Linked DNA regions of Mus musculus: region 1 is linked to region 2. The links are chromatin loops, found by intact Hi-C in ENCODE. Cell type or tissue: gastrocnemius. All regions are shown on one strand.

Region 1 (5,000 bases), 690 kb after region 2:
TACCCCTGGATAAAGATGATAGACTAACATGAGTGGGAGGTGGTACTGCTGTCAGGACAGGTTTAGGCCATGAAGCCCTCTACTGAATTCTGGTCCTGGTGTGGTGAGCTGCTTCCTTGGGACATGCCCTCTCTCCCACTGTGGCACTTTTACTTGCTTCCACAATGACTAAAGCTTACAGAATTTCAGCTCCACAGAACTTGTGGCCTCTTCATAGCAGGTGAATGGAGGAGGAGCCAGGACATCATTTTGATGAGTATGGGAAAGAATGAGAAGGAGGGACGAGAGAAGGACTGGCTTTGGAGTTGATGCCGTTCATGAGTCCTGAGCAGTCTACTTCCTCCTACATCACGTGCTTACCCGAGTTGGTCTCAGGAAACGTGTATCACCAGGTCCCAAATCCTTGTAACTGACCCCTGGTAGAACTCACTTCAGGTCAAATCCAATGTCTTCTGCTCTTGGGGACTGAAGGAGTGCAGAATGTGTACCCCACAGATACCTAGTGTGCTACTTTCTCACACTTTATGATTCCAAGAGTCAAAGTCCTCAGAGTGTCCAAATGCATCCCCATGCCTTTTTTCTTTCTATTTTCTATTGTGAAAACATGATAGCCAAATGGTCTGATTCCTAAATAAGGATCCCTCATTGCAGTACACACTAGTATATCAAACTAAGTTTTATGAGAAATTATGAAGGCTATGTAATTAGAAGAGGGTCTTTGATACATACCTGCTTAATAAGGAGAGTCAGGTAAAGTCATGCATGGTCATTAATATTGTACTTGCTTATTGTACGACGTGTCTAATATTGAACCTCAACTTAGTTTACAGTTAAAAAATTCCTTCTTAACAGATACAACTGTAGCAGCCAGTTTGAGGTAATGAAAATATTTCTTCTCCTGGCCAAAAGCCCACACTAACACTCCTCCGCTGATGGAGAGCCAAGTCTTCTTTTGAAAGGAAAAAAAAAAAACTAGCATGAGAAAGACGTTCACGAACCCTGTCCATTCGATAGTAGGTGGTAAATCCACAGGACAGGAAGACCTTCCTTCCAGCTGAGCATTGACCCTTTATATTAAATGGCTCTCGGCAAACTCCAGCTTCTTCAGTGTTGTGTGGATTTTACTTAGGACTCTTATATGTCTTTTTCTAAGGAAGGTTCTCAGGTCAGTTCTGGGTAGAGGTCCACGGACATCTCCTCCCAAAACGTGCTATAGAAGGCCACCACTAAAGCAGCCTTCCTTTGTCCTTCTTGTATCAGCTGACTGTTCTTGCTAATAGAAGGAAAAAATCACAGACCCATTGACCAAAGGCTGTGTCCCACTTGCTAGTGAAAGAGTTGTTATAATCACATTAGAATATGGAATGCCTAGTGAAATTTGGAGAATTTTTAATATATGAAAGAAAAATAGTTCTAAATCTACCCCATGTCTGTGAGACTGGAGACTCTCTGAGCTAGCCAAGCCTCCCTGCATGTACCGAATGCTTTCTTGCCTTAGAGACTACATGTAAGTGTTTGGGTTGAGACGCCCTCCTGCCGGGCTTCAAATTAGGTAAGACTGGTTCAGCAAATAGAAGGTAATGGGTTGTGTCCATACATGGTTTCGTTCCACCTTTGACCAACTTTATCAATCACACAGCATTATCTGTGTCACATATGTCTCCAGGTAGCAGAGAGCCACCATCATTGTCAGATGTTGGAGTGAGCCAAAAAAAAAAAAAAAAAAAAAAAAAAAAAAAAAAAAAACAAAGTCCCCTCCCTCACCACTGAATAGATACAGCCACTGTGTTTCCTGAAGTGGACAGTTTTCATTCTCAGCTCTTGTAAAGTACACTCAAGCTTCCCAAACTGTCCAACTCACCTACAGGTAGGAATAGTACCACTACCGTACGTACTCACAAGCCTGTCCTCTTGGCTGTGACATGGCACTGCCATCTCCCTCTCTCAAGGTCAGTATTCATTCTTACTATATCATATTTCTCTGACTTCCTCGTGAGCTTAAATCTAAGGACTCTGTTTAACTGTATGCTGAAGTGGAAGTGGGATTTAAGTGGAGGTTTTTTGTTTTTTGGTTTTTTTGGTTTTTTTTTTTAAACAGCATTTTCCCAAATTGTGTTTGTGTCCCATTTTTTTTCTAAAACAATGTCCTATTTTTAAAGCAGTTGTTGTTGGTAGAGATTTGGAACCTGCAGTTTTCCTGGAATGCTAACAGAAAGACCCAGAAGTATAGTTTAGAGCCTCCTTTATTGAGGTGTCCTCCACTCCTCCTTCATCCAGCAGTGTGCATGCATTTCCTAGCATCCCGCTGCCCCCTGCTGCAGAAAGGAGTTTGTGCAGCCTTCCCTGCAAGCCTTCCCTGGTGGCCTTGGTCACTACATCTCAGGCCACTCTATCTCAGGTTTCCTGGGGCCCAGTCCATCTCATTAGACTGAAACTGCAGCTCTAAGAACATCCTTCATGGATCCTGCTTCACAGGACAGAACCAATGAGGAGGCAGCTTTTTAAGGCCCAGTGTGTGAGTGGAAACGGGGCCATGGGTAGACTTCTTAGACCCTCTCAAATGGGGAGAGTGTCTCTGCTCTAGCTTAAATGAACTCTCTCAGTGTGACATCAGGGACACCTCAAGATTCAGCAATTAGGAGGACCATGGATTGAAGAAAATAAAGAAAGAACTTGTTTGTTTTTAAAGCCCAGAGCACTGAACTTCTGAAGAGGGAAATGTGGAGGATTGCCTTCACCTCTCACCCTCTGTAAGATACCATTTTAAAAAGTGTGATTTACAGTGTTTTAAGGGTTGAATATAAGTCATTTCTGAAGGCACCATATACTTTTACAAGTATCGTAAATTTCATCAATTAGTAACATATTGTTAATATCACTCTGACTCTAGTGACTTGCTCTCAGAACTGTCCTGAAACAATCAGGTTTGTCAGCTTTCAGTATAATCGTGAGATGGTTTTCTGCCAAAATTATCTTAATCAAGGTGTTGACCTTCTGGGCCTGCCTTTCCATCTAAAGTATAGCAGTGTGCCTATTTCACGGAGTCACTTAGGGTGCAGGGTAACATGTGCCTGGCACATGGAAGATCCACAGTAACTGTTAGTTCCTTCCTCCGCAACCCCTCTTTCTTCTTGTCTGGAATGGTCAACATCTGCCTTTGACACTGGATTCTAATGGGTAGGTAGGCTACAGCACCCTCTTCTGGAATTGCCTTTAAAAGAGCTGAGAGACAAACCTTTGTCACCATTAGATTTCAAGGATTGGCAAAGAAACGTGCAGGGAGAAGGGGGCAGTGGGAGCAGTTTTTATTGCTGAAACTTTAACACACCGCCTACCATGAGCAATGAATACTTTTCCATGAGAACGGAAGAGACTTTCCTCCTTCAGCTCTCTCTATAGATGCAGCTATAATGGGAGGGGTAAAAGCGGTACCCAGTGCAAAGAGGGTCAGTTTGTGGCAATAGAATCCTTTTCTAAACAATTTGTTATATATATAATTTTTCATCCAAAAAGATTGTTTTAAACTTAATACCAGAGTTTAAAACAAAGGCATGCCTACCTCCATGCATGCAAACTTAGCACATAAGGAAAGCATACAGTTTTCTATTTCCATGTGTGGTTATGTCCTCCCAATAACACTGAACACTGGGTGGATCTTGTTATATAGTAAGTTTCCATGGAGAAACACTGCAGATAGCAACACTGCAGACAGCAGCACTGCAGACAGCAACACTGCAGACAGCAACACTGTAGACAGCAACACTGCAGGCAGCAACACTGTAGACAGCTCCTATTTGATGGCAAGGAAGAATGGACCCTGTGCCCCTCCTCTCACCTGGATTCTGCTCTGACACCCGCCTGATTATGAGCAAAGCAAAGTACAAAAGAGCCTCACAAAATTACACAACAACAACAACAACAACAACAACAACAACAACAACAAAACTTCATGAAGACTTCAGGTCTTTTGGCAGCTGCCCAAAGTAGGATTTACTCCATTGATGTCAGGCCTCTAGCGGTAGCTCCAGCTAGCAGTTCTCAACCTTCCTAATTCCTAATTCCTCCTCCTAAATGCTATGACCCTTTAATACACTTCCTCATGCTGTGGTGACCCCAACCATAAAATTACTTTCGTTGCTCCTTCATAACTGTAATTTTGCTACTCTTATGACTTGGAATGTAAATATCTGTGTTTTCTGATGGTCTTGGGTAACCCCTGGGAAAGTGTCATTTGACCCCACAAGGGGTTGCGCCCCACAGGTTGAGAACCAGTGAGCTAGCAAATAGCTTAGATATTGCTATGCCCAGCTATCTTATTTTGCACAGGAGGTCATTGAGGCCTGGTGGGGTCATGTGGCTCGGGTGCCTTTCCTTATTTTCATCTTTCTTTCCATGGTGTCTTTGTTATGGGTGCTACCTCCCCCTTGAGACTGTTTCTGTTCAGAAACAGAAACCCGCCTTCTTGCAAACACCAGGAGGTGGAGAGGGATAGGAGTAAATGCACAAAGCCCCTCCTCCATCTTCCAGGGATTTACCTTCTCCAGTAGAAATTATAAGAGACGGAGATAAAAGAATCAACCACTGGATGAGATCCTTGCCCTCAGTTACTTGTTTCTTTAAATTGTGTGAGACAAAATTCCATGTTCAAGAATAATATTTTACCCATCTTCCCAGATGTGGGAAGAATCCTTCTGTGAATTAGCAGTCTCACTTGTGTTACAGTAGTAGGAGAAGATGTTTGCTGGTTCTCACTAGCAACTCGCTCAGTCTTACCCAACATTTACCAATTACTCTTTGAATTTCTTATAAATGTAACACTAGAGTAGCTGTCTAAAGAGAGGATCAGGAAATGAAACAATGGCTAGTTACTGTTTTGAGACTTATTTTTAATATACATTTGTGGCATATGAATCATATATTGATTGCAAATGCAAACTTGGGGGGAGGGGCAGCATTTTACTGGGATGTAAACCTTCAGAACCGGTATTTCCCGGTTTCTT
Region 2 (5,000 bases):
AGGAAAGAAGAAGACACTTTTTGGAAGCAAAGTTAGAATTGCTGGGAGCCCTGGGACCAGAAAAAACCCCCAAAGAACTTTCTGCCTCAGATGTGTCTGGCTCCTGGATTTGGCTTTTCTGGCCTCAGGCCTGCTGGCTCAAGCAAGAACCCACCCCACGTGATTGAAGGCAAGCAAAGCCTTGCTGCTCTCAGCTGGTCCTCCAGTTTCTCCTATTTATGCTTCCCAGTGCTTGGTAGGATTCTCCGGGCTTTGCCTAAAGCTAGAGCCTGCCCTGGGCAATTGGTGACTCTCACAAGCAGTGAGCCCTGGAAGCAGAACGCTCATTTCTTCCGTTTGTCATCTTCTATTTGAACCTGAAGGTGTCCCAGATAGGAGAAGGGGGTCAAAAGACAACAACATGGATTAAGTTTTAGATCAGGCAGAGCCTTGGCTGAAGTTTGGGTAAAGAGGTGCCAAAGGCAGAATGACCTCTGTAAATTCGGGACAGAGGAGTGTGAGGTCAGGATGTTTCCCTGCACGCCTGCGTGTGATGCTGTGTATCCTAGCAAAGTGTCATCTATGTTTAAGTCTAGAACGGGTGACTACAGGGATACATACAGTGCAAACATGTGCTTGTGAGGTGAGATAGTCAACCAGCTTCACGTACAAGCAGAGAGTAGAGCCTGGTGTTGCACACATTTGATTTGGGGTGCACACTGCCCCAAATCTGAGGCCCCAGTGCTCTCCTCTACCGTGACTTTGGCTGTGAAAACTGGTAGACAAGTTACACTAGCCTGTCTGGGGATTCTCAGACAGGTTTCCCTCTTTCACTTAAGGGCTTTGCTCAGGATGGAAGTTCCACTTCCTGCGAAGGGGAGCCCAAGGAAGGCATAAACCCCGCTGCTGGGTAGCTCCAATCAAGAGGGAAAGAGGAGCTGAGCCTGAGGGAACAGGATTTCCTCGCCTCTTGGGCGCGGCCGCAGCGAGCAGGGCCACAAAGGCCCCCTTTGTGGAGGGGCCAAGCTCCTGAGCCGACCTAAGTCAGGGAAACAATAGTTCAATGTTGCGGCCCGCCTGCCCGGCCTGCCGGGCCACACTGCGGCGGCGGCCGAAGGCGAGGAAACCGGGTGGCACTTTTTTATAGTCACAAATATAAAATCGGGGCTTTTCCCCCTTCACTCGCCTCTTGCCCCAACGCCGATAGAAAGCAGATAAATTTATGAAGGGCGAGCTAAGAGAATAATTACGGGGTGAAGGCCGTTAAATTTTATTTCAAGTCCCAAAGGCAAAACCTGCGATTTTATTGCAAACATCTGGAAGGACCGAGAGGTGGGCACGCTGCTGGGTTAAAATAAAAATAGACGATTTTTATTTCGCGAAAACAAAAAAACATCATTAAAGAACCTTTGCTCCCACTGACTTTTATTTTTAAAAAATCTGTGTTGGGGCAGGGGCGGGGCAGGGAGGGAGCGTTGGATAGCCAAGGACTCACGGCAGTGTCTTAGCTGTCGGTAACCAAAGCCAGCCTAGGAGACTGGAGGTGCGCGCTACAAGAGAAAAGAAAAGTGCTACTTTGGTCAATACTTGTCCTAAATTACTCTTCTTCCTCCCGCTGCAGCCTAGGGCTCCAGGCCACTCGCTTGTCACACCCCTTGCTTCTTTTACTTTGGAATGCCAGTCTGAAAGCAGAAGTGAAAGAGGTAAACACTGGCTCCAGTTTCCCAGACGATTTGATAGCTACCAGAATAAAACCTTAGGTCTGCCAGTCTTCTGTCCCCCGTCCCCAAAATAACTTGCTTATTCTTAGCTGCAAATTACTTAGATCTTCGCGGTATGGCGAAGGGAAACTGAGGTCCTAGCCTGTTAATCGACTTGCCTAAGGTCACACAGTTTGGGGTCCGAAGTAGGCCCGATCACCAGGCACACACCTCACCTTGGAGTCGCCATGATTTTTTCCCACCCCGTAGTCGCCTCATAATATTTTACACCTCCCCTGATGGCCAAGTTCATTACAATCTCCCTGCCCGCACAGAGTGTCCTTCCCACGTGTTTAGGGGCAGCCTAACTCGTCCTGCTGGCCAGCTATTCCTAACTTTGTTTTCAATTACTAACTCAAAATTATCCGAAATCAAAGCCGGCTGGTGGGTCACCTCCGCACGGAGGCATTAGCAGAGAGCGATTTAAGGTGGTATTTAGTGTGCAGGAGGGAAAGAAAATGTGCTCCGAGAATGTGGGTGGGGGTTCCATTTCTGGGATGCCTGGTTTTTCTTTATTCTTGTCCTGATGCTAGGAAATCTGTTTTTACCTTTGAAATTTTGCTGACTGGGCAGGGCCAGTTGGAGGAGGGCAGTCTTTGTGTTATCCCTTTCTTTCCTAACATCTCCCCCACCCCCTGTACAGGCTATGCCTAGATCTCATTTCCACATAGGTTTCTGCTGGTGTCCAGCGACTCCTGGGGAATCGTCTCTGGCTTTAACACACTCCCTTCCTTCTTGCATTCAAGCAGGAGCTGGGCTAGTTCCGGCTAGGGTTTTTTTTCTGTCAGTTTCAGGCCTGAAATAGACCCGCGGCAGATCCATAGCCTGTAGAATCAGCTCAGGTCACAAGGTGGAGCCTGTAGCTGGGAAGCCCTGAGAATGCCTAGACATCAGTCTCAAGCTGGGAGCCCCACTCTTTTCCCTACAAGCTAAAAGAGAAAGAAACGATGGTAACAGGATAATTTATGAAGACCTCTGAGTGATCAATAGAAGGAAAAAAAAATCATGCACACAGCCATGTCCACATTTTGGTTAACCCATCATCCTCTCTCCATTCTCTTGACTGTATCCTGTGTAACCAAGCCAAATATACCAAACCATCTTCTTCTATTTCCCCTGCACCTCTCCCAGGGACACAAATTTATACACTAAGGAGTACATACCCTTAGAGGGGTAGGTTAGATGAACTCCGATGGGGGGGGCACATTTATAGCCCCTCCCACTTTGGGGAAACTTCAATTTTCTCATTGTTTCCAAATCTGTTTGTCTTCACTTTCACAGGGTTGGTTTTTGTGGCTTAATTTGTGACTCTACCTGAATATGGGTCAGGGTGGGTGTGACTTGAAGAAGACATGAACTGATTTCAGAGTGGAGGACCCTGCTGGACATAAGCTTGGAGCAGGGGTGGGGCGGTGTGGGTAGGGTTGGTGTTGATGCTTACCTTGAAGGCACTGTTGCTGCTTCCTTTTCTCTGGGACATTTTGTCTGTGGCCAGCCATATGGGTGGGCTCATGCTGTCGGTCTAATGCTTGGGTTGGTGCCTGATTAAAAGAACTCTCTAAACGTTTTTAATTATATTTCTGTGAGTTTTCTCCTTCCCGTGTGTGTGTGTGTGTGTGTGTGTGTGCTCACACACACTTGTGCTCCTGCATGTACATGCATGTAGCATACATGCAGAGGCCAGAGGAGAACTTTGCAGAAATTGGTGCTCCTCTTTCGTCCTGTGGGTTCCAGGGATCAAATGCAGGTTGCTGGGCCTGAAGGTGGCAAGCACCCTAAAGGCTGAGCCATCAGTCCAAGGCCTCTTTCTGGACCAAAGTAGTGGGCAGGGCGGGGCAGGACTGATGTGAGCCCACAGAGGGTGTCTGTCCCATATGACACATCCATTTCTCAGTCCAAACCTGGCCTTTCAGAAAATAGGAAAAAAAAAAGTGGCTTTTAAAAAAGACAATGGGATGGAGGGAATAAATGGAAAAGTCTAGAAGGTGACCCACAGCTTTCTTCCTCATCCTGGTGAACTGTTGGCTCGTAGCCACAGGGTTCTGAGAGTCCCTATGAAACCAGAAGAAAGAGTCAGGCATGAGCTGCTGGAGGAGAAGAGATTTGTAGGGCTCCAAAGTGTCTTGTCTCCAAGACTTTTTGTAGGAACTCAGTATCCAGCCACAGCTCCAACAAGAAATGATGGTTGGTAAGGGCACCCTGACACTCATGTATTCCCTGAATCTGCCGGGACAACCGCAGATGCCCCTGGCTTTCTTATTCTTCCTGCCTGGGGACTTTCAAGTCATAGAAAGCTCCAGGAAGGCCCTGGAACCCAGGACTGACAGCAACATACCCATCAAGGAAGGCTCTTTTTATGTTTGCCCTGCCACCAGCTTTCTCTTGTCTAGGCTAGAGCATGATTTGAGGGAAATTTAAAAAAATAAAAGTTAGTCCTACCTCTTAAAAGGCCAGTGAACATTCAATCCATGGTTGTTGCTTCCAGCAGCAGAGGGCTCTTAATGATAATGGCAGGAACTAAATTTCCTTGGTTCTTGGGTCAGGCAGGGAAATGTGGCCTTTCAGAGGTGGCACAATGTCCCTTTCCTCCTTCCCTCAGCAGCTAGTTCTTTGGAGCCGCTCATAGGCTCTGTACTCCATCTAACTTAATTACTCAGACCTTGCTTAGCGCCTGGCTAGACTTATTGCTGGGCCTCCCGGTTGGTGCTAAGTTTTCCTCCTTTCCCAGCTTCATAGCCTCAGGATAGAATTATTTTGACCAGGAACTTTGGAATGGGGAAATGAGGCTTTTAGGCCTCTGCTCTGAAATAGGAGATTTTTTATTCTTTCTTTCCCTCTTTCTTCCTTCCCTCCGTTCTCTTTTTGGCCTCCGTATAAGTCTGCGATCTGAGGCCTTATGCCATTTATCCATGAGGATAAATAACTTGGTGAGCGGTTGGATAACAAAAATGGTGGGGGATGTTGTTTTAAGTTCCTAGGTTATCTGTGGTGAATGAACGGTCCTGAAAGCTTTAAAAGTGAGGCGTGGGAGCAAAGGGAGATCATTAGTAAGAGATGAGAGCCAAGTTCTGGAGATGAGGGGATTTGAAGAAATTTTGAAAAAGTTCCTTCCCAGCTATCAGAAGTCTTATCTATCTCCCCCCCACCCCCAACCCCGGCACCCGCTGTGGGTTCTTTGGAATAAGAGCCCGGGATAGGCGAAGCGCAGCTCAGAGTCTGCTGCGCTATGAAAGTTACTATTTGTGTGGTGCAGGGGCCCAG

The links. Peaks named below come from ENCODE experiments on the same cell type or tissue, not always from the same donor. Only the 100,000 strongest peaks of a DNase experiment are listed, where the experiment ranks them.
Region 1: a loop joins it to region 2, with 4 times the contacts of the local background. A loop is called at or near these places in 3 of 42 quality-filtered maps.

The regions. Positions count from the first base shown.
Region 1 is chr3:99,934,039-99,939,038 of GRCm38, forward strand. All of the region lies in intron 1 of Spag17 (sperm associated antigen 17), which reads left to right. Among named protein-coding and RNA genes, the nearest start is that of Spag17, 51 kb to the left of the region's middle. In gastrocnemius, CTCF peaks have their summits at 2,315 (motif pointing left) and 3,188 (motif pointing left); a DNase peak (open chromatin) is centred at 2,322.
Region 2 is chr3:99,247,613-99,252,612 of GRCm38, forward strand. It overlaps a transcript of Tbx15 not described here. Among named protein-coding and RNA genes, the nearest start is that of Tbx15, 3.6 kb to the right of the region's middle. In gastrocnemius, a CTCF peak has its summit at 2,571 (motif pointing right); a DNase peak (open chromatin) is centred at 2,558; H3K4me3 peaks cover 2,976 bases; H3K27ac peaks cover 4,906 bases.